2 separate regions of the Mus musculus genome follow, and region 1 is linked to region 2. A link is a loop called in an ENCODE intact Hi-C map of the cell type or tissue named here. Cell type or tissue: gastrocnemius. All regions are shown on one strand. Links, peaks and the distances in the headings refer to the core of each region. The heading gives the core; the rest is flanking DNA. Region 1 has its middle 230 kb from the start of Lmx1a. Region 2 has its middle 18 kb from the start of Lmx1a.

What was found. Peaks named below come from ENCODE experiments on the same cell type or tissue, not always from the same donor. Only the 100,000 strongest peaks of a DNase experiment are listed, where the experiment ranks them.
Region 1: it touches region 2 in a loop (3-fold over the local background); 6 of 42 quality-filtered maps call a loop at or near these places.

The regions. Positions count from the first base shown.
Region 1 is chr1:167,907,664-167,922,767 of GRCm38, forward strand. No RefSeq gene overlaps it. Among named protein-coding and RNA genes, the nearest start is that of Lmx1a, 230 kb to the left of the region's middle. In gastrocnemius, for the core only: a CTCF peak has its summit at 7,783 (motif pointing left); DNase peaks (open chromatin) are centred at 7,481 and 7,774; H3K4me3 peaks cover 376 bases.
Region 2 is chr1:167,663,741-167,678,844 of GRCm38, forward strand. No RefSeq gene overlaps it. Among named protein-coding and RNA genes, the nearest start is that of Lmx1a, 18 kb to the right of the region's middle. In gastrocnemius, for the core only: no CTCF peak of the experiment used is centred there; a DNase peak (open chromatin) is centred at 6,213; H3K4me3 peaks cover 257 bases; H3K27ac peaks cover 392 bases.

The DNA of each region.
Region 1 (15,104 bases), core at 4,743-12,742, 250 kb after region 2:
TAGGGGGAAATTGGCTTATCAACTGTCCTGAAAGTCTCTCGGTAGCTTTTGGGGATTCCTGGAGGCAGTGGCCATTGAAAGGTTACTGTATGAGCCATTGGAATGTAGACACAATGAACTCAGGATTTCGTCATAACTATAATATGAGCAGAAGAGACCAAGCCTGGCGTTACCAACATTTAACGAAATGTTCAACAGTTCTAACTTGAAGTTAGCTGGGCTAGCAATGATGCTGGGTGAGACCATCAGAAGCCTAAAGGTACTAGAAGATCAAATTAGCATAAACCCAACATCTGTCCGCGTACAGACTAGAGGAAAGGTAGCTTGATAAGTGGTACAAAGACCCCAAGCCTTTAAATAAACTTAATGAAAGCCAGGGATATCCTATTGTTGCCCAAAGAGTTAGCGCAAATTCCGTCTGCACAAATGCAAATACAAAATCAGGAACTAGGAAAAAGAGGAAACCTGTGTGTTCTAATGCCTTCTTTCTAGAAATCTTTTCAAAGATGTTATCTTGTTTCCTTAGAACTTATAAGGAAACATCAGTTTTATCCCTATTTTTGCAGATGAGTCAGGTGTTCAAGATACAGAATAACTAATTAATTTCCTCAAGATCATATAGCCAGGAAACGGAAATGCCCGAGTTCATGCTCCAGTCATTTTGCTTGCAAAGCTCAGATATTGCCAGTGCCTGATAATGAGGTCTCAAGAAAACACATGGGGTTCAGTTTACACGGGGTCAGGATGAGAGGTGAGAGTAACAGTGGCTAGAAGGACAGGGTAGCCGGGGCCTTTTCTGAAGCTGGTTCCCTGTGCTTCACTCTGAGGCTGCTTCAGGGCATCACATTTTCTGGGTCAGGGTGAGGATCAAAGCACAATGACCTACAGTCAGGAGAGATCCAACAGCTGCCCTGCCAAAAATGGCGACTGTACGTATGAATAACCAGCACGCTAAGGATGTTGGGGGCCTGAGATGCATGCCCAGCAGCTGAATGTCTGCCAAGGGGTTCAGGGAAGCAGAGGCAGCTTGCTTATTCCAAGAACACATCTTGAGCGATGAGTGGGGAATGTCACTCAGACGCTGTTTCCTGCTATGTAGTAAGTCTCATGTTGCTACTCACAAGAAACGGTTCCAACTTTGCTTTTGCTTAAGTAACACGTATTCATGATCCTGCAGTTCTGTAGACCAGAAGTTCAATAGAGACCTCACTGAACTAGAGTCAAGATGCTCTCATGGCTCTAGAATGCTCTTTTCCTCTTATTTTTCCAGCATCTAGAGATGACACATTTTGGGCTTGTTGCTTCCTCTGTCCCTAGCGATAACCCTACATCTTTCTGCATAATCACAGCTTTCTTGTACATGAAGACTCTTAGCCTTGAAGAATTCAAGATGATTCATTTAGGTCCACACCAATAACTAAGGATGGTCTCCCTATATCAAGGTTCTTAAAGCTTTACATCACATCTACAGACCCCCTTTGCCATACAAAGACACATTCAAGGTATTATTAGTTCATGGCATCGTTAAAGGCTGCCATTATGCTCACCATACATTAAGCATGGAAGAGGACTAAACACAGACCTATACAGCAAAGGCTTCCTTGACATCCTGATCTTGAAAATAATTCAACATGAAAAGGACCTATTTCCGATGCTGGCACTGCAGATTAGATTCTCGTACACTACGGGAAGTTGACCAGATGTTTTTACAAGGCCGCGTCAACCCTGGCACAAGAATTCTGTCGAGGCAAATGGCATAGTGTGCTAAATGATGTTGCTCCCAAATCTGTTGCTCTCAGCTTCAGGATGTGACCTTATTTGAAAATAGGGTCTTTGCAGATGCAATTAATCAAATGAAATCAGGCTGGGTCAGGGTATATCCTTAGGCTAGTGACAAGTGTCCTTATAATAAAAGCAAGATACAGGGCAAAGAAGTTTATGTGAGGATAACAGAGCATTTGAAATGGAAGACCACAGTTAGAAGCTACCAGAAATAAGGAAGAGATGGGGAGGATTCCATTCAAAGGCTGAGAGGAGGTTTCTGATGCCTTGAATTCAGACTCTGGGGTTCCAGGCCTCCTGGAGAATGCTCTTTTGTTTCAAACCCCCTATTTGTGGTCATTTGCTGTTGTATCAGTCCTAGGAACAGATGGACTGATACAGGGGAAGAGTTATTTTGTCACACATGCTCTCCTAACTTGTATCAGTACTAGGAACTGATGGATTGATACAGGGGAAAAGTTATTTTGTTGCACATGTTCCCCTAGTTTTCCAACCCTGGTCCTTTTTAGCATACTGTTCCTTATGTCTCCTCCCTCATGTCCCTCTATAGTGGTGGCTAAGGAGTCAGGCTTCAGTGTCTCGTAGCCCAGAGCTAGGACCCAATGTCTCTAAAACTCAGTTCTCCTGTTTATAATAAATCAATGAGCCTAACCTTATCGACCCTGTAGAACTGTGGTGAGATTTAAACAACTTGTTGTTGGTAAAGGAAGCTCTCAAAAATGCCCGTTCACTCTGTGATTGTTTGTGGGCTCTGTATTATGTCCTGGTACTGTCTTGAGTTGCTGAGGTATCTCAATTAACAGCACCGATGCCAGTGGCAGGATGGTCCACCCCCATCAGGGGGTGGACAGTGATAGAGAGAAACATAATAAGTGTGTAAATTACATGGTAGGCTGAGGCATAAGAGCCATGAAAACCTAAAGCATAGAATGAGGGGTGAGGAGTATTTGTGAGGGATTTGAGATTGAAGTGTGTGTGTGTGTGTGTGTGTGTGTGTGTATGTGTGTGTAAGTTGTGCATGTGAGAGAAGTTAACCTCAGGGATCACTTTTTAGGAATGTCCATCTTCCGACATGAGACAGAGGCTGTCACTGTGATTTGGGGACTAGACAATTAGACTAGGCTGGATGGTAGGAAATTTCCCAGAATCCTCTTGTCTTTACCTCCCCAGCATTGTGATTACAAGTGCCCACCACCGTGCCCAGCTTTTTTCCTTAATGTTCAAGACTTCAAATTTGCCCAGAAGGCACCTTAGAGGTTGAACTGTGTCCTCTGTGGGTTAAAAATTTTAAATAAAGAAGTGAGGGTAGTCTTGGGACAATAAGATTTAAATGGGGGGAAGGCATTAACTCCACTTGAGTGAAAAGGAAGGAGTTAACTAATGCAGGTATCCTCCAAAGATCAAGAAGGGCACCGAGATAGGAAAGGCTAGGCTGTAGAGCTGGATCAGAGCTGAGGCCAGAGAGATGAAGGGGGGACAGAAGTGGGGATGCAAGCAAGGAACGTGGAGATAGTGGAAGGGCTTTGTAGTATTTAAAGAATTAATGCTGTTGATGCCATGGAGTACAATTTATGAAGGTTGAGAATCATGTTAGTCCCCATGTGAATCTGGCCAGTATAACGGAAAGATGTGAAAAGTTCTTGACTGATAAGTGTTGATCTAATGTTTCAATACGTTTGACTCATGAACCAATACCAAAAATAGAGGAGCAACACGCTCGAGACTGGTCCTATGTCTCTGCTGTTCATTGCTATCCGATGGCAATGAAGGGGAACAGAGTGATTTACTTAGAGGAATCACTCATCTCTAGCCCTGAGCTTCATCTTGAACAACACTTGAATAACAGCATTTCTTCAGTGCATGCGATGGGAGAGCCTAGAACATAAGGTGTTTGAATACTAAGTAAATCTTCTATTGGTTCTCTGAAAATAACTATAAGGAAATTCTGCTACTTATCACTCAGAAACTTCTTTGAGCCTTTTATTTTTTCATGACTATTTTTACCTTAAGTTCTAATCTCAACCTCTTTTCTTCTATCCCAGCACCTGCTCTGGGCCCCTACAGAGGCCTTTTTCATTTAAGCACTTCAAAGAAAGGACGAACTCACTATCCCTTCGGAGGCTTAAGCCCACTTTATCATCTTAAGCACTTAAACCGGAGGAATCAAGCCAAGTATTCTTAGCTAGGCAGGTTTGCCTGACCTGAGTCCGGGCGAAGGACTTCATGGCAAAGCAGATCCACCTGACAGTGACTAAGATCCCCCTATCTCCAGGTCCTAGAGCTACACCAGTCACCCATGGGATGTTTCATAACTACAAACCCCAGGACCAAACCCCAAATCGGTCAAGAGAGAAAGTCCCGGCAGTGGGGATCAGGAAGCTGTACGTTTTGTCTCCCTACTGATTCTGACACAAATCTTCCATAGACTTTGTTCACACAACTTTCTAGGAAGCCTACACCTGCATCTGTAGTATCCTTCCTGTTTTATTAAGATTTTGGTGTGTGTGTGTGTGTGTGTATGTGTGCGTGCATGTGTGTACTTTCTTGTTGTGATGCAGTCTCTCGTTGAACCTGGAGCTCACCAGTTTCTCTAGACCAGCCTTGCCTCCCTAGCGCTGGGATTAGAGGTGTGTGCTTCCATACCAGGCTTTTTATGTGGATGTTGGGGATTGTACACAAGTCCCATGCTTGTGTGGTGAGCTCTTTCCCAACTGAGTAACTCCCAAGCCCCTTTTTCCCTGATTTTACAGACACCTCTGAAAGAAGTTTTCCCAGCCATTTTGACAATTCACTCGGTTTTCTAGTAAAAACAAATAGCTAGGTTTTCGATGACTCAGCAAATTCCATTTTAGTAGAGAAGAGATCTCCTAGGATTATTATTTATTCATTTTACTAATATTCATCTGAGCAGTTTGCTAGCCCTTAGGAATATGATGGGAAGACATGGTCCTGACTTCTGGATTCTTTGCCTGCTGTAACAAAGACAGTAGCCAATGCGCTGTGAAGATGTGGAGAGAGTAGATGCCTTATTTATGTGGGTATTTAGGCAGATTCCCAGACAGGTGCCTGTTATATAGCAGTAATTAAAACATCCTGTCCCAGAGAGATGGGGGAGGCTTAAAAGATTCAGGAGGCTCCTAAGGAAACTTCAGAGGCTCAGTTTTGTATACCATTTTCCTCACAGCCTGAACACTGCTCTGGGGATGGGGGTGGACTCCTTAAATTCACGCAGTGATCAGTAAACTTCCCAAGTCTACGGAAGTTCCTGAAATGTACAAGGTTCACACAGCTCTGTCTTAAGGATTCTGCTGAGGAGTAAGGCTACTGTGGAGAGTTCCTTACCTGCAGGCTTGTTGTCAGGGAGTTACCATGAGTTCCAGGGATGTACCCTCCAGGCGTGGGATTTTCAGTGATGCAGCTGTCTTTCACTAGTCCCCGCTGTGTGTAACCCCTCACTCATACTTGTCTAACTGAACCTGAGGGATGCCTTAGCTCGCTATGCTAGATTCGTGTAGGTATTCCTTTGGTCTGTTGTTGGTGCCCTATCTGGTGTGAAGTAGACATTCATTCACATCTTTTGCCTCTATTGCAGACTTGGACACTTTCTTTCCTTCCTTCCTTCCTTCCTTCCTTCCTTCCTTCCTTCCTTCCTTCCTCCCTCCCTCCCCCCTTTCTCTCCCTCCCTCCCCCCTCCCTCCCTCCTCTCTCTCTCTCTTTTTCTCTCTCTCTCTCTCTTTCTTTCTTTCTTTCTTTCTTTCTTTCTTTCTTTCTTTCTTTCTTTCTTTCTTTCTTTCCTTTATGTGCATTGGTGGTTTGCCTGCATGTCTGTCTGTCTGTCTGTGTGAGGGTGATGGATCCCCCATAACTGGAGCTACAGACAGTGGTAAGCTACCTTTTGGGTGCTGGGAATTGAACCCGAGTCCTCTGGTAAAGCTGTCAATGCCCTACAACCCTCAAAAGTTACAAGATTCACCAGACACACCTCCAATGTTACAAATGGAGTGAATAATCTCTGGGAAGGAGAGCCTCTTTGGGGAGCTGCCTGCTTGTTATGCAGCGGGGTCCACACATGCACCTTTTGTAATTTGTCCTTTGTGCTCAGTTGGACTTTGTGGTGGCACGGCTGCCCTTGTACACTCATGATCTTGTAAGTGGCCCCGGTAACTCCATTGCTTGGCCAAGCTGTATTTCTATAGAATTGCTTCATTGATCTGCTATCAGTACCTTGTCTGGGGTGAACAGATACTTGTTCACACTTGCCAGGAAAAGTCACAGCGCTGTGTGTATCACAGCAGATACGTGTATCTGCGTTTTGTACATATTTGGACAGGTGGGTGTGCAGATCCATTCCGTTTGCTCACGGACTGTTTGACTTATATCATCTTCGATGCTATAGTTATAATGAATGAGCTCAGTTGACCTTCTATGTTTAAAAAGTGTTCGTGGGATGCCTAACATACACATTCCCCCCTGTAGGCACCATTGCTGTCAGAAAGTTCCCTGCACAAGCAGATGCTGTGGTCCACAAGGAAGATAGCATGCTGCACAGCCTGTGATTGCATACCGCACAGCCTATGGCACTCGCAGGCAGACCTGGTGCCACGATCAAGAACAGCATATTCTTTACTGGTGTTTGTCAAAAGAGAACCCAGGTCTCCACTATACTCTGGGAATTCACAGGCCTCATTCCATGTATCATGGAAAACCATCAGTGTATATGTTTTTTTTTTTTTCAGCAAATGTGCCCACAACCTATCTGCTCGCCTCACATAGAACCAATCCGTTATTTTGAATATCCTTTGTTTTAGATTTGTTGAAGGGATGCAAAGGGGCTTTGCATTTGTTTTTAAGTTACACTTTCTTCACAGAATATTGGCAAATATTGCCAAGGCAGCCAAGCAAAGATTCCCTAAGCAGTGCTAAGAATTCTTAATGATGACATTATTAATGCTTCTCTCTTCCCGTTCTCTCTCTCTGTGTATGAGTGTCTATGCACGAGCGCACACACGTGCAAGCGCAAGTGTGATTTTTATACCAATGCCTGAATGCATAGGTCAGTGTCTGTATATGCAATGCACCCACAGAAGTTACTCATTAAAATTAGGGTGCTTCGATTTTATTCAACCTTTGCAATCATAAAAGGAACCCAAGGTAGGTAATAGTATATCATTCTGCCAACAGGGAAAAAAAAAGCCTACTTGTGTCTGATACAAAGATGTTTGTATTTATGTTGTTGTTGTTGCCTGCACAACATGAGCCTATCATTAACCATCGGGATTTGTGTGCATTATAAAAGAAACATTTCATTTATGACAAATAAAAAAGCAACGAGAATGCCTCACGGTCCCCCTAAAACACATGCCCACGACACGGTGTCATTTACAGTAATGATTTACATGGATTAAGCCTGATAAGTTTAAAGGTACGAATTGGGATAATTTTGCATTTATGAGATGTCACCCCGAGGTCAGGAAATAAATATCACGGGCACCTAGCAAAGCAAGTTGAAAGGGTGACGGGGCATGAAGTCGTGCCTCTAGGGTGACTGAGGGTGTTCCCAGCTCTGACAGCAGCCTGCCCCTTTTGTCTTCCTCTGTATGTGTGTGTGTTTGGGGGCAGAGGAGGGACATGTGCAAATACCCTGAAGCCTGCGGTTATTAACAGGGCACCAGCTGCTCTGTTTTTATTGCTGTCAGTCACAGTGTCCACCTCTGCCAGTCTGCGGAGGTTCAGCCTCGGTGATCAGAGTGCAGGGCTGTTGGTCCGCATTTGCCTTCACTCTGCCCTCTCCTATCTTCCAACCAGAGTTTTTTTGTTGTTGTTGTTTTGTTTTTTTTTTTTTTTTTTTTTTTTTTTTGGTTTTTTTTCGAGACAGGGTTTCTCTGTATAGCCCTGGCTGTCCTGGAGCTCACTTTGAGCTCCAACCAGAGTTTAGCCTGCCAGTTCCTCAGCGAGCTGCTTCTGAACAACAGATGTCAGACAGCGCCACCTGCTGACCTAAAAAGGGATATTTGCCATTGCAAAGCTTGTCTAACCCCAGCAGCTAGCACCCTGGCCAGTCCATGTAAGCCTACTGGGTGACCCATGTGTAGAAATATATCTCAAAAAGAAAGACAACTTGAGGTGGAAGTGGAAACAGACAGCACATGACTTCCAGACAGTGAGAGTTGGCAATACTGAGAAATTACTATTTAGAGATATGAGTTTCAGTTTTACAAAACAAAGGATTTGTAGCCAGGGAGATAAAGTAAAGGGGCTTGCCACCAATCCCGGTCATCCGAATGCAATCCCTGGAACCCACAAGGTGGAAGGAGAGAACTGACTTCTGCCAGTTGTCCCCACACATGGGTCCTGGCACACAGGTTTACGTGTGTGTGTGTGTGTGTGTGTGTGTGTAACACATGAATGAATATTTTAAAAAGATAAAGGGTACTGTGGCTAGCTGATGGTAATGGCTGCACAAGGCAAAGATAGAGAGTACTGTGATAGATAGCTGTGGGGCTATTTTGTAATTTGATGCTAACTCCGTTCTCCTGGGGAGGGGTTGCAAACCAGGAATGAGTCAGCACTCAGGTGATTTCCTGTAAATATTCTTCCCACCTTAATTTGTAAAACAAAGGCTAGAGCAGATAAAGGGAAGGTGGAGCTGAAAGGGGAGAGAGAGAGAGAGAGAGAGAGAGAGAGAGAGCTTGCAAGCGCGAGCACATGTGCACCATGTGCCTGCAGGAGCCCCAAAGGTCAGAAGAGGACATCAGATCCTCTGAAACTGGAGTTACAGGCAGTCTTGAACCACTGTATTGGTGCTGGGAACTGAACCTGGGTCCTTTTCAAGAGCAGTCAGCATTCTTTATTATGGAGTTACTCCACAATCTTAGAAATATCACACACACACACACACACACACACACACACACACACACACACATATATATATATTTGAGCAGGCACTTGTGTGTTTGTGTGTGTGTGTGTGTGTGTGTGTGTGTGTGTGTGGTACAGACCAGAAACTGATGTATATCTTCCCTGATTATTTTCCGCCAGCTTTTGAGGCAGAATCTCTGACTGGATCTGAAGTTCACTGATTAGACTTGGCTGAGTGGCCAGAGCACCAGGGACCCCCATGTCCATGCCCAACAACAGTGCTATAGTTATAGACGCAGGCCACCACACTGGCCTTTTGTATGTGTGCTAGGAATCTCAACTCAGGTTCTTCCGCTTGTGTGAAAGATACTTTGCCAACTCAGCTGCCTCCCTAGCCGGCCTCTAGCATAGGCTTTGTTCAAAGAGAGAACACAGGGGGAAAGCAGATGTGACAGTTTTCACATCAAATTCTAATGCAATCGTGGGTTATTAAAACGGTTTGTCGGTTCTCAATCAGCTGTTTATAAAATGAAATGGAGCCGAAATAAATAGTTGTCGGCTGCTTCATGTACTCATGGGAAGCGTCCCTTCCTATGCTCTTCACAATAGCTCTTCTCCCCCTCGTGTGGGAGTCCAGGGAGAAGGCCGGTGAGCTGTTAACAGGAAAACAGCATGGTGAGACTACATCCTTTGAGCTGGTAGATCCTGGTTGCTTCATGTCTGCACACTATGTCATGTCTTGCCTGACGGCATTCGTTTTCATTAGTCAGATAATACCTTAAAGCCAGAGGCAGTGGTTCAAGAAACTGAACAGACAGCCAAATGATCATTACTGAAGAGTATTCCTATGAAATCTCTCTATCTGGCCATAAGGCTCATTTGCTGTCTGTCCCAATATTTCACTCTGTGAACAAGTCAACTGGCTACAGGACACTCGAATCCAAAAATGCATGCCTCGTGGTCTCCACCATGCAAAGAACTCAGACAACATTCTTAGGTTTTTTGTTTTGTTTTGTTTTTTTCCCCCGAGGGTTTTCTTCATGGAGGATTTTAAAATCCAAACTGGGCTTATCAACTCCAAATATTTTCTAACGGAGGTATATGACTATGTGTGAAGGTCATAATAATTAGATGGCCCTTTGCCCCAGTCGGTGAGAAATTCAGAATTCCCAATGACGCTGAAATTAGTGTTAGTTCAGACTGGTTAAATTATACAGTGAAACATCCCAACAGTTAAACATAACAAAATAAACTGCTTTTTTTTTCCTTCTTGTTCATCATATGTCTTCTCTGGAAGCTCTATCAAAGTCTCCTCTACACTACCTCTTGGGGTAGCTTAAGTGGAGGTTTCCTCGGGAGGAGATGCATGGTTTCTTAGTCAGGGTTTCTATTCCTGCACAAATATCATGACTAAGAAGCAAGTTGGGTAGGAAAGGGTTTATTCCTTTCTCCGTGATAACTCCAGCTTGTGTCAAGTTGACACACAAAACCAGCCAGTACAGTTGACCACTTGTCAACTTGACACATAAACACATCACTATTAAGCCTCAACCTTTACTTTCTTATTCATCCCTAAGATCTAAATAGCTTTAAAAGCCCTATTTACAAATTCTTACATATTAAAATTTCAATCCCTTTAAAATATCCAATCTCTTAAAATTCAAAGTCTCTTAACTATGGGCTCCACTAAATATTTTCTTCCTTCAAAAGGGAAATATATCAGGGCCCAGTCACAAAAACAAAATCAAACTCTAACAGTTCAATGTCTGGGATCCACTCATAATCTTCTGGGCTCCTTCAAAGGCTTGAATCACTTCTCCAGCTCTTGTCTTCTAGGTTCCAGCTGCCTGTACTCCACTGCTGCTGCTCTTGGTGGTCATCTCATAGTACTAGCATCTCCAAAACACTGCTGTCTTCCACTGTAACTAGGCTTCACCCATAGCCTCTCATAGGCGCTCTTCATGGTGCCAAGCCTCAACTACTTTGCATGATCCCTTCAGTCCTGGGTCATCAATTGCAACTGAGGCTGCACCTTCACTAATGACCTTCCATGGCCTCTCACAGTGCCAAGTCTCAGCTGTTCTTCATGATGCCTTCACTCCTTCAAAACCACCTGGGTGACTCTTACACATTACCAAGTACAGCTGCAGCACAAGGTACAACCTTGGCTATCTCTGGAACACACCCTCTTTGTGCTCTCAGAAAACACTTCCCAGAAGACCTCAATGATGCTGGTATCTTCTTAATCCCCTTTAATTTCTTAGTTCCAGCTAATCAGCATCAATAATCCCAGTAATGCAAAGGTTTCAATTTAATAGTTCTGGTATCTTGTTAGTCACAGCTAACCTAAACCACAAAATCTTCACAATCAAAATAGCAGCAGCCCTGATAAGAGTCTTTAATTTTCTCTCTGAAGTTTCACAAGCCAGGCCTCCATCTTCTTCACTATTCTCAACATTATCTTCTAAGCTCCTATACAACATTCCACAAAGCTCTTAACATCCCAATGGCTCTTCTAGCTCAAAGTCCTTCCATAGTCCTCCCTAAAACATGGTCAGATTGTCACAGGAAAACCCCACTCCTGGTGCCAATTTGCCTTAGTCAGGATTTCTATTCCTGCACAAACATCATGACCAAGAAGCAAGTTGGGGAGGAAAGGATTTGTTAAGCTTACACATTCACATTGCTGTTCACCACCAAAGGAAGTCAGGACTGTAACTCACACATGGCAGGAGGCAAGAGCTGATGCAGAAGCCATGGAGGGATGTTACTGGCTTGCTTCCCCTGGCTTGCTCAGCTGGCTTTCTTAAGAATCCAAAACTACCAGCCCAGGGATGGCACTACCCACAATGGGGAGGACCCTCCCACCCTTGATCACTAATTGAGAAAATGCCTTACAGGTGGATCTCATGGAGGCATTTCCTAAAAGGAGGCTCCTTTCTCTGTGATAACTCCAACTTGTGTCAAGTTGACACACAAAACCAGTCAGTACACATGGCTTTTTAGCCAATTTTCCGATTTCTTCAGACTTGGACCTTGGTAACTATGCAGCAGCTTCATCCATAACCAAGTATATTTAGCAGCGCATTCTCTTGAGATAGTTTTAGTTCAGCTGCTTGTGGGGCTTGGATAACGAAGCCAAAGTAATCATTATGTAGCAAATAGAAAAGTTATTTGAGGTCAGGTAGGTCAATTAAGCCCCGAACTATTAAATGAAATAGTAGCTTGCTTTTGTTGAGCTAGCAATGTGTTTTAAAATCAGAACGGGAGGAATGGGAACACCGATGAGTTGCTAGCATGATTGACAGGCACACATGAAAGCCAAGATTTTATGTTATCCCTGCATAACAGGGCATGGTGCATATGCCGCCATCCCAGCACCAGCAAGGTGAGGACTGCGGGGCTTTCAAGCTACATAAGGCTTTGAGTTTCAGCTGCACGAGACCCAAGAAACAAACAAAAGTAAAGCTCAAACAGAGGAAAATCCAGAAATGGAAAAAAAATTATCCATAGTTTTCATGACCTCCAAACAGCAAGTGAGACGGGGTTCAGCAGTTTTTCGTGAACTGTGTCACTTTCTTGTGGGCAGAGATAGTCACCACACCTTTCTGTCCTTTGGAAGATGTACCCTTGAAGGAAACCTTGGTTGTTTTGTTGGAATCCTCTGCTCATTGCAGAACTGAATTACTCTGCAGACGATATTAATCGACTACCTCTTAATCAGTACAAACTGGGCAACACTATTTCCTCCATAAAACTCATCAACTGATGTAGTCAGCATCACTGACAGAAAAAGCCTGGAGCTCTCCAGGCTCGCAGCACAGTTCCACCAGGTGGCCAAGGGACCAGGCCCCTCTAGGTTCCTGCTGCATTGTTCTGAAAAGTGACTGTCATCCCCAAGGTCCAGGGCAACCTCCACAGCGGCAACCATTTGTCAACAGGATGAAGATCGCAGTGCTTTTAAGAGATAGCTCAGAAGTAGCTCCTGTGTGTTTGTGTGAAATGTTTGGTGGGTGCTTGTATCGTTTCTAGTGATCCTCTAACCAATTCTTCCAGATTAACAATCAACCAGGATTCTATAAGATCTGATCAAAGAATTTCTAAGTCCTGTGGCTTTCAGTGTTGGACATGAAGAGGATGCTGCGTAGATTGAAATAGAGAATTCCTTGGGGGAGGCAATAGGAGGATATGTAGACCGTAGGGATAGCAAATTGGCATGGAGTTTACTCTTCAGCCTTGTGCACATGCCTGTCTAGTTATATAAACTGCTCTAAGAAAGACATCAGAACACACTGGCTTACATGAGGACACATCTTTCTCATGTGCTAGGGTGATGGTGTTTGTGTATGGGTACTAGTAGGGTAGCTTTGTCCTCTTAAAAGCGTTCTCTTGTGAGTAGAAATGGTTGTTTTCTCCAGGGCTTTCAAAATGGCCAAGGACACCATTTCAAAATGGCACACCCCTGATCCTCGTGATGGTCCCTGAAGTATTCTGCTCCCACTCACATTCCCTGGCCATTGTAGCTCACAAACGGCCACACTGAGTGACTGGGTTACCAGTTGAAGTGATTTCTGTGAAACCAGGGGAGAGGGGACATCGTGGGCCAGCTAGAATCTCTTGAAGTCCTTTTCACTGTTGAGTCCTGTCATCTCTGGATGACCAGGTGGAATCCAGCACCAAAGCCTGGACTGTGGGGAGCTCCTTGTTTTATGGCTGATGAGTGGGCCATAGCTTAATGAAGGCAAACAAGGCCAGGGCTCTCTGGTAACAGAGACAAGCATGCCACCACATGGGTGGATTCTACTCAAACCTCAGTCACTATGGGATGACCGTTCCCCCATCATACTGGCCTTGTGGGTGGACTTGGGTGTCCGGTGCACCTAGCATTCATTCCATATAATATTTTGCTTTTCTCTGGTTGTATAGCCACATAAGATGCTTTCTAAGAGAAAGGCTGACATTTCAAGGAAAGTAAACCTTCTCTGGAATGCTCACCATCACCAGCTCAGTTTGCATAAATGAGTGTTCTGTGGAGAAAAAGGGAGTAGTCCTGGCCCTGAGAGACAGACAGAAGATGTTCCCTCCCACACACCTTCTTGCCTTCTCCTTTTTAATTGAGATATATTTAACGTAGCACAAAGTTCATCTATTTCAAAAGTAAAGTTTTTTTTACCTTAATGTCTTTAAGATATTGAGTTGTATAACCATCTTTATAATCGATTTTAGAATATTCTGATAATCATTCCATAAAACCCACCTCATTAAAAGACTAACTCTAGTTTCCCCTACTTTTATCTTTGGAAAATACTGCTTTCTGTCTCTATAGCTTTACCTATTCTGAACATTCCATGACCTAGAATCAACCACTAGGTGAATTTGGGGCAAGATTTCCTTCATATGGCTTATTCTTTTCAAGTCTTGTCCTTGATTAGTCTGTATTAGTTCATGTATTAGCCTGTCATTCCTTCTTACAACCAAATAATATTTATTTTATAGATATGACATGCTTATCGATTTATGGGCTGGTGGGCATTCTTCCACCTGAGGTCTAAGAATGCTGCTGCTCTGAGCATCCATGTGCAAGTTCTGTGTGAATGAGTTTCCACATCTCCTGAATACATACCTAGGATTGGATCAAACTGTAATGCCCAACTTTGTGAATATCTGTCCGGTTGTTGATCAATGGGAACATACCATGTATAATCCCACCAGCCATGTACGAGGCTTCTAACATCGCCACAAGCTAGTGAACATTTATTGTCCGTTCTTTCTATTCCAGTCATTCTGACAGTATCTCATAGGTATTGACTTCCATTGTCTCAGTAGTTAGTGATGGAGACCATTTGTTAGTGTTATTGTCAACCATTTGCACTCCTTCTTTTAAAAGGTGCTCAGTTAGGTTGCTTCACCATTTTAAAATTACATTGTCTTTCTGAAATTCTTTTTTGCGTATTCTTCAAATATTATAGATACGGACCTTTCTCAGATATATGATTTAAAAAAATATTGCCTTATTTCCATGTGGTACTTCAGTTCTGCTCCTGATTCTGGAACCTGTCTTTTTTCTATCTTGATGTTATCAAAGGCCAGTCGGTTTCAGGCAAAGGTACATGTGTAAATGCATTACGAGGATGATGATTTTAGTTATAATAAACAATATAAATCACCCCAGGTGATGGACAGGTGTCCATGGCTGCTCTGAGTTCTTTTGGGTAGGGATAAGAGTTTGGCTCATTAAATCAATCAAAATAGAAAACAGTCGCCAGTTTAGGTCAGGTCTAACAAGCTTATTTTGCTTATTATTTCTTCCTAAGTTTGGCTAGCAAACTGTTTACGTCAATAGGATACGTGAAATAAAATACTGCCCCTTCCGTGGACTGACCACCCACCTCCTCTACGGGTTTAGAATGGTTGAGGATGTCAGGGACGTGTGTACAACTCTCTGGTGCAGGGTATTGCCG
Region 2 (15,104 bases), core at 2,932-10,931:
GGTAGAGTGAGTCACATTTGGTATGTGTTCCCTGCTTTGCAGATGATATTTCTGCCTTAGCAAGGACTAAAGGCTGTTCTGCTTTGAAGAACACACACACACACACACACACACACACACACACACACACTCCACCTCTTTGGCATTCATAAGCAGTGACCATACAGAAATGTCTTGGAATCCATTCCCCATTGGAAAAAGGTGTCGGTGGGGAATGCAAGCCAATGGGGGTGGGGTGCAAAACTGTGGTAAGCTTTTTTTTAACTATGGAGGGTGAATAACACCCAAGACATTTAGAAGGCATGTCCTGCATAAAATAAACGTGCCAGTGATAACTTGCAAATGTAGAGCAGCTGCTGTAATAACTGAAGCTATCTGCACATCTAGACCAGCAGTGCTAGAAAAGTGTTATTCTGGATGATCGGTTAATGAAAATTCAAATGAATGGAGCATCCTCTGGCTTTGCCGTGGGGGTCTTAGGGGGTAGGGCTGACTTAGATATGCTTTCAGTTACAGAACAGCAGCATCGTCAGAGTCACTAAGGGGTCCCCACTCCAAATCCCTGCACTGAGCCTCTGCGGACGGCACATCTGACATCTTTTTCTGGTTGACCACCACTGCTCTCCACCGCCATTTTTTGGGCTGACAGTGTGTTTCTGTCACTTAAGCTGCTGTGGTCACAGTCCCCCGCCACACCCCTTTATCACTGTGTTCCTGGTCCTCCATGACCTGTTATGGTTTGTTATGCAGATTTTATAAGCAAGACATGGAAAGCAATCGGAAAAAGGCCCACCCTGGAACAGAGCTCAGTAGATACTTACGCATTACTGTTATTATTGTTTATCTGAGATCAGTATGTGTCCCCCCAACCCCTACCCCCTGGCTCTGATGATCATTAAGGGAACATAGTGTTTTGTTTAACAAACTAACTAATTTCAGCAAATACCCTGCCTTTTTTACTATTTTTTCTCTCTCTTTCCATTCATTGCTTTGAGTGCTTCTCAGTTTGTGGCTTTCCTTGGCTGTTAAATTGAATTAGATTGAACTGTAATTTCTGAGTCTCGGTGCTGAAAGGAGAGAGCATCCCTGAATTTGAAAGTAATAAAAATAAGGTCCCACTAGAACATAGTTTGTTCAAAAAAAAAAGGTCAGGATGGTCTCTAATGCCTTGCATGCTCATTTTGAAAATTAAAAGAAGAATTTAATAATTTGTAATTTTGAAGAATTACACATATTAATAAATAATTATGCAGGCAGAAGAAAGTAATGAAAATATATTCCATTTAAAAGGTTTCAAAGTGTGGACTTTCTAGTCATCTATTTTAGCTTTATTTTCAATTAGACTGAGTTTATGTGTATCTTTGTTTTTGTTTTCTTATTGCTATGGTAAAAACAAAACAAACAAACAAAACCCTAAGAAAGGCAACTTTAAAAAGAGTTTATTCAGCTCACAGTTCAAGGGTGTGGTCTGTCAGAGAGAGGGAGTCACCGGGACAGGTGTCCTGAGCCTGAAGCAGAAATGAATGCATGCATTGGCGTGCTCAGCTTGCTTTCTCCACTCTTATGCAAGCTAGGATCTTCTGCCTAGGGAATGGTAACACTCACAGTGGCTAGGTGGTTCCACCTCCGTGAATGTTACCAAGAAAATCCCCCTTAGTCGTGCTTAGAGGCCCATCTTTGAGGTGAGTCTAGATTCAGTAGAGCTGGTGATTAATAACTGTCATAGTGAAAGAGTATATATTATTGTGGCTATCACCCATCTTTGTTTATGCCAGGGTGGTGGTTTGAATAAGAATCACTCCCCACCCCCCAATAAGGCTCATATATTTAATACTTAGTCACCAGGCAGGGAGTAGCACTCTTTGAGAAGGATTAGGAGGCCCATGGCCTTGTTGGAGTAGGTGTATCTCTGGGGCAGGTTTTGAGGTTTCAAAAAGTCCATGTCAGGCTCTGTCTGTCTGTCTGTCTGTGCAGATCAGGATGTAGCTGTTACCTACTTCTCATCACTATGCCTGCCTGCATGCAGACATGCTTCCTGCCATGATGGTAATGGACTAAATCTCTGAAGCTGTAAGCAGTCCCCCAACTCAATGCTTTCTCTTATAAGAGTTGTGTTGGTCATGATAGCACTTCACGGAATTGAACAGTGACTATGACAGCCAGTAAAAAGAGAAGAGTAATGCTAACAGTTACAATTAAATTATTACTGCGAACTTTGCTCAGAGGGAAAGGTGATGCTGTGTGGATAGAGCTCGTTTGGGTGTTGGTCACTTTCTGAATCTTGTCTGTGACAGGACACTCCTTGCAGACCACAGTGATTCCTCTGTGGTAAGGTGAAAGGTTTCCCATTTACAAAATTCTCTGATTCATTTATGTATTACTAAGCCTGTGTTTACTGATGGGCTACTATAGGCATCATGGGCACAGCAAGTGAAGCAAGCCCTGCTCTTATAGACCTTATACAGAGTACACAAGGTAGGAACCAGGTATAGAAAGAGCTGGGTAGGAAAGCCGAGAAGCAGAGACAGGGGTGCTGCAGTTTGTTTAACTCTGTAGGAGCTGGGACAGACAATAAAACCAGTTCTTAATCAGACACGCAATAAATTTATAATGATTGGCTCTATGAAGAGGACACTGGGCAAGAGATGAAATAGCGTTGCAAGTGTGGGATAATCTGGGGGCAGGCAAGGGCAGCTGATGTGGTAAGACGAAGACTGGACAGATCTGGGAAGGCATGACGCATGAAGGTATCCATGAAGAAAGGGGGAGTCTGTGAGGAAGCAAATTCGAATGCCTCAGTGTGAGGCCTCATTTAAGAACACATTGAAATAAGGAAGATACCCACAGTTTACACTGAATGGAGGAACAATTGTGTATGCTCCAGTTGCCAATAATTATATCTAACTTTTGAAGCTCATGCCTTTAAAATAGTCCAGGACCGGGAAGAAGGTTTTATCTTTATTTAGGGTTAGATCTTTTAAAGATCAGGAATCAATATGAAAATCGAATGTCAGGGTCATGGAGTGATGAGGAGGAGGAAGGGGGAGGGGAAGAGGGGGAGGAAAGGCAGGGCCCTGATATAAAGGTCACTGTATACTAGTCTGGAACTACTTGCTAAGCCATTTGTCTTATATCTAGATTTCAAAGCTTTCTCTTGTTAGCAGACACCGGAACAAGAGTGAGTGTGTGGTGGGGAGGGCAAATTCTAAACTTTCTTTAGCTCTGGCTGTGTCCATTCACCTTAACATAGTGTCCTTATATACCTGTACTGTGAGCTTTGACAGCTAGAATACAGAGAGGCATGTCAATACTATTTGTATCTTCTCTAGATTTCTTTCTAAAGAAATAAAAAAACAAAGGATTTTTAAAAAAATTACATTTGTATGTGTTCTCTCTCTCTCTCTCTCTCTCTCTCTCTCTCTCTGTGTGTGTGTGTGTGTGTGTGTTCATGTCACAGAGAGCATGGGGAGGTCATATGACAACTTGTGAAAGCAGGTTCTCTCCTTCTACCATGTTACTCCCAGGAATTGAACTTTCATCACCAAAGTTGGCAGCAAGCACCTTTACACAATGATCCAATTTGCTGGCCCCTACAAACAAAGAAATTGAATTCTTGGAACTGAATCTAATCCTGAGGTATCTGCATACATCTTCAGAGCCCATGATCCAATGTACCCAAGGTCAGGGAGTGGTTGACCAGTTGGCTATTCTGCTCCAGGGACCTCATGGCCTGATGTTGGTTAGGATAGTGAGTCTGGAAAGATTTGCTCAGTGCAGTTTGTGTGCTCTCTTCCTTCAATGCCTGAGAGTTTGAGAGTTTTTTCACCTTCAATCTCAAATAAATGCAGACAGTTCCATTTATGACCTGAGAGATAACTGCCTATTTCAGGAATCAAAGCTTGGCTGGGTCAGGTAGGTATATTTAGAACAGAAAAGAGACTGATAGACAGCAGAGGATAGGGGGCCTTATGCAAGAAAAAACTGGGTAGAAAATTCAGGTGGAGGTAGAAAGAGGAGAAAAAAAAGAGGAGAAGGAAGAGGAGGAGGAGGGAGGAGGAGGAAGATGAGAAGGAAGAACGAGAAGGAGAGAGGAGGAAAGGGGAGGAGGAGGAAGGAGGAAGGAGGAAGAGGAAGGAGGAAGAGGAAGGAGGAGGCAGAAGGAGGAGGAGAGAGGAGAAGAAGAGCACATTATCTGTTCAGCCCTGTAAGAGTATGGACAGCAAACAACTGCTCATGTAAAGCAATGTTCAGGGTAAAGCTGGGTGTGAACAGATGAACAATGGAGGCAGGAAGATTGTCCTCTGACAGTGCGTTTGCCACCAGGGTACACTTAACTTCATCAATGTTCCAGTGTTGAAGGAACCTTGCTTAGTGGAATTCTGGGAAAGGAGGGACAAGACTTCATTGTAAGGAATTCCAGTGCATAATTAGGGACCATGCTACTGGATGAGACTGCTGAGGGAAGGGGTTCGGAGTTCCTGATGTCAAGACCTGCCGGGTTTGTTATTTCAATGGCTCCTTGAGAGAAGGCTTCAGTGCCCAACATGGCTTGAGGGGACAGCATGCCCTTCTCCTGAACCCCTCCACAGAACTGATTCTCATAGACTTCTTTCCCCACTCAGGAGCCGCTATGGAGTTATGTTCTGTCTCTACTTCTCCTCAGATGGAAATATCTTTCTCCTTAGTTGTGGTGTAGCCTAGAAAGAGCCAATGTCTGAGAGCTAGGGCTGTTTGCCAGACCAGGCACAGTTCTGGAAAGATCTGTGAGTTGGCCTCCCATTCAGCAGGTGCTTGCAGGCACGCTTGCTTTCATTTATCTGTCTTTGTCTGGACACCAGGTTGGGTGAGAGAGAGTCATCGAGGGTGACTGCCAGCTACTGTATAGCCTCCACAATTCAGTCCTGCCGTCAGGCAGAGGGACTAGAGACAGATGATCCAGGAGGTCTTCAGATACGAGACGGTGCTTGCCCACCAGGCCAAAACCTAGTGCCTTTCTACAGCTGATACTTCTCACGGGTTGCCGGAGATTCTATGAGCTAATAATTCCAAATAACTTATTTATTTTAGATGGGAGGAGATTTCTGTCTGATTCCATTTAGGAAACATGCCCTCCTTGGTCAGTCAGACAGGAAGAGTGTAACTATGTAGATGTAACATGTCCACTGGGGAGATAAGCTATTAGTTTGGTGGGTAAAAGTCTCTTGCAGGTTCAGTGTTAAAGGATGGTCCTCCCCCCCCCACCACCGTTTGATGCTTTGCACAGTAGTAAAAACTTCAAGAGGCACCGCTTGATGGAGTCCCTAAATTGTTGCAAGTATGTCTTTTAAAGGGGGAATCCTGGGACTTCTGGTCTTTCAGTCCTGGGGAGGTGAATATCTCTGCTCCATGGCTGCCTCTCATCTCAGCCTATCTCCACCAAACCCTTACAGGGACCTAAAGCCACAAGGCGAGTTGGTCATGGCTTAAAAAGCTTAAAAATCCTAGGTCAAAGTAAATCTTGTCTTTCTGTGAGTGATTTATCACAGGTATTCATAACAGCCAGAGAAAACTGATCAGCACATCTTCGTAGCACTGGGAACAGTTTAAATGTCCACAGGGACAGAGGCAAAGTTGGGATCTCGAAGATTAGACTCAGGAAGGGATGATCTGGGACTCACGACCAACTGATGTCTGTTTGAGCTGGCCATGGAGTATGCTCGGCAAGTGCTAGGGGAGGCAAAGTTTCAGCTGTAGGCCGGGAAAGGGAATCCATGCTTCTGGGATGAAGCATCATCGCTGGGTATTGTGGGATGAAGTGTTGCTCAGAGCAACAGGTAGAAAGGAGGTCTAAAGACGAACGCTTCTAAGAAGAGGGGAATCCCTCCTTTCTCCCTCCATGGAGCCACCTGTCAGAGCACAGGTGAACTTCTCAGAATCCCAGGCCCAGCCTCTCAACGCAGATGATAGAATAATTGGTTTAGAGACGAAAGTGTAAAGATTGCTACGCTGTGTTGGGACAGACTTGCAGGATGGGAGTTGGGGGGTGAGCAAAGGATTTAGGGAGACTCAAATAATATTCTTGTATAGACTTATGTGGGCTTCTGTAGAGTAAGATGGCCCCCTTCTCCACCATCTAAGTAGAGAAGGCTCGGCACAGGCTGTGAAACATTTGGACTTGGAGGCAGCTCTCCAGAGCTGGAAGGGCCACCGGAGAAGTGAGAGCAGGATAGTGCTGCCCTCTTGTGGACACCTGTGGTTCTGCAGGACGGTAGCTTAGTATTGAAGTCAGGTGACCGGTGTCTGCGGAAGGCAGGTAACAGAATGACACACACTGAGGAAGGATGGTGTGAGACTGATGGAGGGGAAGGACACCTCAGAATTGGTCCATGACCCAAAGAATATGTGACTGTTTCTTCAGAAGAATGGAAATCTCTTATCCCTGAAGTGCTCTGGACAATTACAGACACCCGAAGCAGAAGAGATAAACCCATTTCCGAATAATGGAATCTTTAAAGCAAAGAGGTTTGTGTTTGTTTGTTTGTTTGTTTGTTTGTTTGTTAAATAACAGAGTAAGTTGGCCAAAGCTGTGTAAGGATACAGGCCAGAGTTCAGATCCAGATGTAAAAGCCAGACATGATGGTTTGTGTCCGTAACTCCAGCATGGGCGAGTGGAGACAGGGAGGTACCTAGGGTTTGGCAGCCAGCCTAGCTGTTAACAGTGAGCTCCAGGTTCAGTGAGAGACTGTGCCTCAAAAAACATAGTGGAGAGCGATAGGGGAAGAACCCAGTCAGCACCTGGCTTCTACGTGCACAGGATGGGTGATTGTACCCACATTCACACTCCCTTCACACACACACACAGACACGTAGGAGAGAAGGACCGGAGAGGCACAGGATGGGTGATTGTACCCACATTCACACTCCCTTCACACACACACACAGACACGTAGAAGAGAAGGACTGGAGAGGCACAGGATGGGTGATTGTACCCACATTCACACTCCCTTCACACACACACACAGACACGTAGGAGAGAAGGACCGGAGAGGCACAGGATGGGTGATTGTACCCACATTCACACTCCCTTCACACACACACACAGACACGTAGGAGAGAAGGACCGGAGAGGCACAGGATGGGTGATTGTACCCACATTCACACTCCCTTCACACACACACACAGACACGTAGGAGAGAAGGACCGGAGAGTGGGTATTTTAGGCTAGAAAATAGTTAACTAAAGGATTATGATCACTCTCCACTAAAATTCCACTGGAGTGTGTGTGCTGAATTTTAAATGTTAGCTAATTTCCACACACCAAGAGATACTGTTGAAAGTCATTTTAAAATGTAAATTCTATTCTCGGTTTGTAGGATATGAAGACAGGCAACAGGCTGGTCTGGGCATGGGGCTGCAGTCCCTGGACATCTGATGAAGGACCACCCTGTCATAGGTAAGCCACTGGGTCATGCTATGGCAACCTGTAACCTGTAACCTGTAACCTGTAACCTGTAACCTGTAACCTGTAACCTGTAACCTGTAACCTGTAACCTGCAACCTGCAACCTGCAACCTGCAACCTGCAACCTGCAACCTGTAACCTGCAACCTGTAACCTGTAACCTGCAACCTGCAACCTGCAACCTGTAACCTGCAACCTGCAACCTGTAACCTGTAACCTGTAACCTGCAACCTGTAACCTGTAACCTGTAACCTGTAACCTGTAACCTGTAACCTGCAACCTGCAACCTGCAACCTGCAACCTGCAACCTGCAACCTGTAACCTGCAACCTGCAACCTGTAACCTGCAACCTGTAACCTGCAATCTATAACCTGTAGCCTGCAACCTGTAACCTGTAACCTGCAACCTGCAACCTGCAACTTGTAACCTGCAACCTGTAACCTGCAACCTATAACCTATAACCTGTAACCTGCAACCTGCAACCTGTAACCTGCAACCTGCAACCTGCAACCTGCAACCTGTAACCGTGCCTGTACTTCCTCATGACATCCCAGGAAGGAAGCTGCCTTCAGGTGCCCACAGGGACTGGCTCCATGGGCCACCAAGGACGGGTAGACTGGGCTTACTGTTCCCTGATGGCTATTTTGGGTGCCCGTGGGAAAAGCTCTGCTCTGAGGTTTCTGTTCACCACCCACCCCCCTTGGTGCTCAGAGAACCTTGTTCTCATGTTAACTGTACAGATGAGAAACTTGAGGGGTTTAATTGCCTTTTATGATATTCTCTTCTTTAATGTTGAGGATGCTGTTATCTTTTGGACAACAGAGACAGGAGTGAAGGTTGCGTGTTTGTGTTTCCTTGGATGCACACAAAAGCTCTCTAAGGTCTCTTAGGGCCAGGGTGGCACTCCATGGACAAGGCAGGGAGAGAACTGGTGGTAAGCTTCCCAGGTTTGGAACCTTACAGTTTGTCTGTCTCCTTTTCCTATCCACTCTGCAGTCTACAAGGAAACAGAAATCCCAAGGCGCAGATGCGTTTTCCAGTGAAAGATGTACACTCAGCTGCTGATGCTAGGAAAGAGATTGGCTGAACAACCTAGAAAGGAACAGGTGCCGAAGAGGTGTGGTGTGGATGACCCACTTGAGGGCAAAAGAGGCAGTTCTTCCACGGGGTACAGAAAAAGGACAGACAAGGGCTCTCTGCCTGTAGCCAAGCACTGGGTTGTGCTGAGGGGATGGCAGGGTACCCTAACTGTCAGAGGCTGAGCCCAGCGTTCACTGGAAGGGGGAGAAGGAATACGAGGGTAGAGATCCATGCGTGACGTTTCAGACTTGCCTTGAGACACACAGAACCACAGTCGCCACTACAGCCTCACAGACCTGCCCAGAAAATACACAGAGTCCCTGGTCTGTGGAGCGGGAGGCTGGGCTAGCTACGTGCTAGGGCCCATGACTAGTGCTTCCTGTTATGGGATAGAATCCAGAGCATACTCAGAGAAGCAGGCCAGTGGACTCACACAAACGCCCGCCCTGCGGTGTAAGGAGGTGAGAAAGAGCATCTGCCCTGTGGCTCAGGGGAACCGACTCAGCCTGGGAATGAGTCAGTGGGAAGATGAAATGCTAAAGTCCTCTGATGGCCACGGTCCCATCACCCTGCCCAGATGTGGGAGATTTCAGTCAACTTCAGGTCACACCCATCTCCCATGCTGGCCAGCAGCACAGCAGACCAAGTGTCCCGCACAATCCTGCCGTTAGCTGCGCTGACCTAGAGGGCGAACCATGTGGCTGCTGCGACCTGCTGAGGGAGGCCTGGGGCAGCCTGTTGCAAACAGCAGCGGGCAAGACACCTGTGGGTGGGCGGCAGGGGGGCGGGCGGGCGAGCGGGCGCTCACTGCTGAATTTGGCAGTGCTGTACGGGCAGCTTTCTGCTGACACCCAGGGTGGGTCTGTCTCTGCTCACATGTGAAATCAATGAGATAATAGATGTGCAAACACTTGGGAAAGCCACCAAGCTCCTTGCTGCACTCTCCCCTGCTGCTCCCGAAGCTCCTATTTCTGCCTCACCCTCACCCTCACTTCTGAGAGCTCCTACATTCAGCTCATTTCAATATCGGTTTCTGCTGTTTCTGCTCGGGTCCAGGCGTTGGATTTCTTATTTATTCCAGTTTATGTCTACTTTTGAGGTCAGCCTCACAGACACCAGATATGGTGATCATAGACCCTCTTCCCAAGTATGTAACCCTCCCTCCCGGCCCAAAGCTTCCAAAGACTTACTGCTGTCAGCAGAGGAATAAACTCAGAGGCTGGCCACCCTGCACTGTGCATTCCCAGGGGCCCAGTCGTACAGCTCTCCTTGAACTCCTGCCCTTGGTTTCTTTGCTCAACTCTGCCATCTCCCTGAAATGCCTTCACCATCGCCCGACCCGCTGACAGTTTCTTCCCCTTTGAAAGTCAAGGTTCGAAGGTTGTGGATAAATTATTGATGGGATTAAAATAAAAAAGAAAGAGGAAATGGAGTCATATTTCAAATGTTGCAAGGAATTTTTAAAAAATTAAAAATAGAGTCTCACGTATTCCAGGCTGGTCTGGGACTCACTGTGTACCCAAAAATGGTCTTAAACTTCCGTTTTACCTACTGCCACCTCGTGTCTTCTGTGATTAGAGGTATGTGTCACCATGGCCAGTTCTATGTTTACACAGGCAATCTACTCCCCAAACACGTACCCATTGGGATCTTTGCTTTTTTTTAAAAAAAAAATATTATTAATAGGTTCATGTATCAGATATGCATTTTATACAAGGTCTGCAGAGGACTGGGGTGACATTTCAGTGAGATTCATATCTGCCCAGTTAGGGCTACAAGACAATGTAGAACTGTGAAGATGGAGCTCTTCCTTTGTGTCTTTCTTTCTCAAGCAAGCACAGTTACAACCTCAATACCGGCACACATACATCTACAAACTGGATATTGCCCTTTTCGCCCTGGTTACCAGGAAGCTCAGAGATGTATGTTTGACTCTCAGTTATAGTATTGATTTGTTCACACTAATGCTCATAAGTAACAGTTGCCCACTGTGTACTTAGAACTGTTACAGTCATGCCACCTTGGTTCCTGCCTCAGAAAAACCAGCTCGTACAAATGGCACCTGCTTGCCCTGTCCTTGGCTTTGAAACTCTAGCTTACAAACCTGATGCCTGCACTACCGTCCATTGTTAAAGTAAGGCTATTCAAAACAGGCATCCACTGTTCTGAGTCACAGATTTCCATCCTTTTGCTATAGACCAATAGACAGTCCCTCAAAGCCAACTTGGACACAAAAACACAATGCACACATCCTTGGATGCAACTGTGACCGTTTCGTAGGGTGTTCTTTACATTTTCCCCATGTTGCCTTGTCACACAGAGTGACATTTAGCACTCTATCCTTTATTCAAATATCACCTCCAGGTTAAGATCTTGGGGTGCTAGTTCGCTTTCCTGTTTCTAGTCTATAATTTTAATTTTAAAAACTCCATTTCAATATTGATAATGTTTATACACCACCTTGGATCCTGTTTGGAAGCTAAGCAAGATGATTAAATAAACTGATTGACAGTTTATTAGCGACATAGCCGTCTCCCCACTGCAGCTTAGCATACTGGCAGTGCGGGCACATGTGCTGGCCAGGCCCCTGCTTTCTGAAAGCATCCAGAAGAAACTGGAGTTCCTGACAGGGTTGGGAGGGCCTGTCTCCTGTCTCCATGTAGATCCCATTCAGACCTGTTGCCTGTGTCTTGGGCATTGCCTGCCTAGGGGCCTGTTCATAGCTACTGCTTCCTATCATCGTAACGTGTGATGTCATATTCGTGTGAAGGGGAGTGCATGTTCTGAGTCAGTCTTTGTGTTCCCGTTCATGATCAGTCACCCTGTTGCCTTCAACCCTCTGATGAGGCAGCAGTGCATCATGGTGTTAGCCTGAGTAGAACAAATTCCCAAATGCCTCATGGCTAAGAAAAGAGAGAAAATAAAAGGGAGAAAGGGGGAGGGGCTGAGTTTTCCTAACACTCTCCTGGGACCCATAAGGCCTTCTGCTAAGTTCTCTCTCTGTCTCTCTGTCTCTGTCTCTGTCTCTGTCTCTCTCTGTCTCTCTCTGTATGCTCTTGAATGCATTGTGTATGTGCATTTGCATGTGTATATGCTCTCATACGTGTGTGTGTGTGTGTGTATTTGTCTGTGTGTAGGTGTGGACCCGTGAAGGTCAGAGGTCAACCTCGGGTGTCATTTCTTAGGTATTACCCACCTTGTTATTTGAGACAGGTTTTCTCATTGGTCTGGGGCTCATTATGAAGGCTAGGTTACCTGGCATGGGATCTGCCTGTCTCAGGATCCTTGGTACTGGGATTACAAGTGAACACCACTGGGCCCTGCTTTTTTGTAGGGTCCTGAGGATTGAACTCAGTTCTCATACTGATGAGGCCAGCATCTTATCACCTGACCTATCTCCTGGTCCTCCAGGCCCCACCTCTTTAGGACTCTACTGCCTCCTAATAGTGAACATGAACTTCGGGGGATCAGTGCAAACGCAAACTATCCTAACTGCTGTATCCTCAGCAATACGAAATTCTTCACTGGTACCTCAACATCAGGAGATGTCTGCCTGATTTGATTATGCATGTGTCACACAGCAGCCAAGGCATCCTTGATGCTAACAGACCGCACCTCTTTGTGGATCCCCCTGTGTTGATCCTGAGCAGTCACTCTATGTGCTCTGTCTTCTTCGGGCTCTTCTCAGGTCTCTCTGTATAATGTGACGTGTCACACATGAGTGTCAGATACAGGATATGGTAGAGAGGAGGGGGCCTCCTGGGAGGAAGCCTGCACTCTCAGGACGTCTATAGCCTACACGAGATGAAGGGAGGAGGTAACTGATTGCAAGATATGCCTGGAACAGACAGGTACAATCCATGTGAACCTCAGTGCTGATGGCTGCTGCCACTCACTTTAATCCAAGGCACATGTGCACATGTGCTCAGCACCAGAGCTTCAGATGTTAACACAACTGACTTGCAGGAGCGAACCATCCAGAATACTGAGATAACAGTATCAAGTGGAGAGCACCCGGTCTTGACCATGTGCTGTTAGTCCTTTCATATGTATGTGTGTATACATATGTGCACATGCGTGCACACAACACATATACTAAATCTTCATTCATCAAATGAGGAAACAGAGGTTCCCTAAAATGAAGGAACTTTCCCAAAGCTATTGGAAATGTCAAAGACCAGCCCGTGGTCATCCCAACTCCACAGCCCACCTTCCTTACTGTCCTGTTGTGTCACCATCTCAGCCATAGAACTGCAGTCTGATCAAGACACCCAAGGGCCTCAATTATTCAGTGTGAAGTTCTCAATGATAAATGTCCCTTTAGGAGGTAGAGCCTAGCTGGAGAGAGCCTGTCACTGGGTTGTGAGCTTTGGCAGCTCATTAGCTGCTCCCACTTTAAATTGTTCTCCCTGATTTCCTTTGTTCGGGTGAGAGGTGATCTGCCTGATTCTCACTCCAGCTTCCTGCTGCACATCTTCCCACCATTCGTGGATTTTCCCTCTGAAACCACAAGTCAAGATGAATTCTTCCTTCCAGTTGCTCTGGTCACAGTGCTTTATCACAATGACAGAAAAGTATACCCATAGGCTTAGATTTTTCAAAAACTACTTTAGTTATGGTTCTTTATTGCTTCAACCTCTCTTCTGGCCCACCACCCACCAGAGGTAGGGGAAAAGAAAGGTTGATAGGAAATGGGGGTTGTTGACCTTTTAGAAATAGTTCTTGGGGGGGGGGCAATTCCAATATCCATTGTCAGCAATCCAGTCTACTAGCAAAACGCCAAACATGGACCACCACCAGCAGCAGTCCAGTCCGCTCATCAAACACCACACACGAATCAGTAGCAGTGTCTCAGTCCAGTAGCAATCATGAGGCACGAGTTCGTGGAAGCAGCAGGAAGCAGCCAGAATACCACCAGAAGGTCTTTGGTGAGCGTCTCTCTATGACGTCACGATAAGCAAAGATCAGCAAAGAAAGCAAGGCGAACCGATGCATGAGTGTCATCCGCTGTCTGTTGGGTTATGCTTACCCTTGTTCCAAACATCACGAGGCTCTCAAGTGTCCGTGCCAACAAAACATCACAGGACACAACTGAGTCTCCAACGAAAGCAGACATTCTCACTGCATACATCCAGTGACAACTGCTATTCCTAGGCACACAGACTCTGAACACTGATAGAGTTTCTGCTTATACATAAGAGCCAAGATGACTGTCCTTGAAAGGTTACATCCCCAAGTGTATGGGTAGGTTAGACAGAGGGTTAGGGGTTGAACATGAGGTTGGCCAGGCAGAGGATTAGCTGTTTCACACCCACCATTCCACAAACTCCTTATTACTCTCAAGTACTGTCTAATTCCTTTTATAAAGATGAGACGAGAGTTTAAGTGATGTATGATTAAACTGCTCAGAAATGTCTGGGCTGGTTTAGAGCTCAGGGCTCTGTGTTTCCAAAGCTCACTCATGATTGTTCTGGAACAGTCCATCAGAGTGGGCCACAGCTTCAGGGCACTCTCTAAGCTGGGACACACGTATGCAGGTGGCATACCATGGTCCCTTTGGTGTGTGACTCACGGGAACATCACAGGTGGGTCTGACCAGAGTGCTTATCAAAGGTGCTCACAGTGCTGTGGTCAGAGAGGGTGGCATGAAGGTGACTCTGCTCTGAGCCCGATGGGGCTTCTTTCACCCTTGGGGCTGTTCTTGCTTGCTGGAGAGGGGTCTCACTGATGGTCTTGGTGCAGAGGCTGGCTTGGAATGACTTCTTTTGATCCAGAAAGAGAGATGCTCTTGGTACTTCAGCTCAGTGAAGAGACTTGAATGTTAGCTCAGGGCCAGGAGATTCATGGGGAAGGAATGCAGAGGTGAGGGGCATGTGCAGTTCCAGTGTCCCCTGCTCCCTACCTTGGTGTCTCTGGCTACCCTGTCACTGTGTGGCTGGATCTATGTAAGCAGCAGTGTTTCTGCTTATTTTGCTGTGGTTTGAAATGTATCTTGGCATTTCTTAACAAAGAACACAGCTTTCCCTTTGTGTTTTCCTTAATAAAATACAGAAATGAGAGCAAGAGAAGGAAAAGTAAAAAAAGCAGTCTCTGTCATTCCCACTCTATGCAGGATCACATCCTACCCTCCCTCTCACTCTCCCTCCCACCAAACTCCCTCCTCCCTCCTCCCTTCTCTTTCTAAAGCTTGGCGGAAATGTGTGATTCATGAGTCTGAGATTTTTGTGTGTCTCTGTGTGTGTTCGTTCATAGGTACCTAGGTACACATGTGTATATGTGCACATGTGTGTGGAAGACAGAGGCCAATTAAAGTGTCATTTCTTAGGAGATGTCTACTTTGGTTTTTTTTTTCTTTTTTCCTTTTTTTTAAAAAAATTGAATATTTTCTCTATTTACATCTCAAATGCTATTCTCTTTCCCGGTTTTCCTCCCTCCTGGAAACACCCCATCACATCCTTCCCTCCCCCTGCTTCTATGAGGGTGTTCCTCCACCCACCCACCAACTCACACCTCCCCACCCTTGATTCGTCTACACTGGGGCATCTATCGAGCCTTCATAGGACCAAGGACCTCTCCCCTCATTGA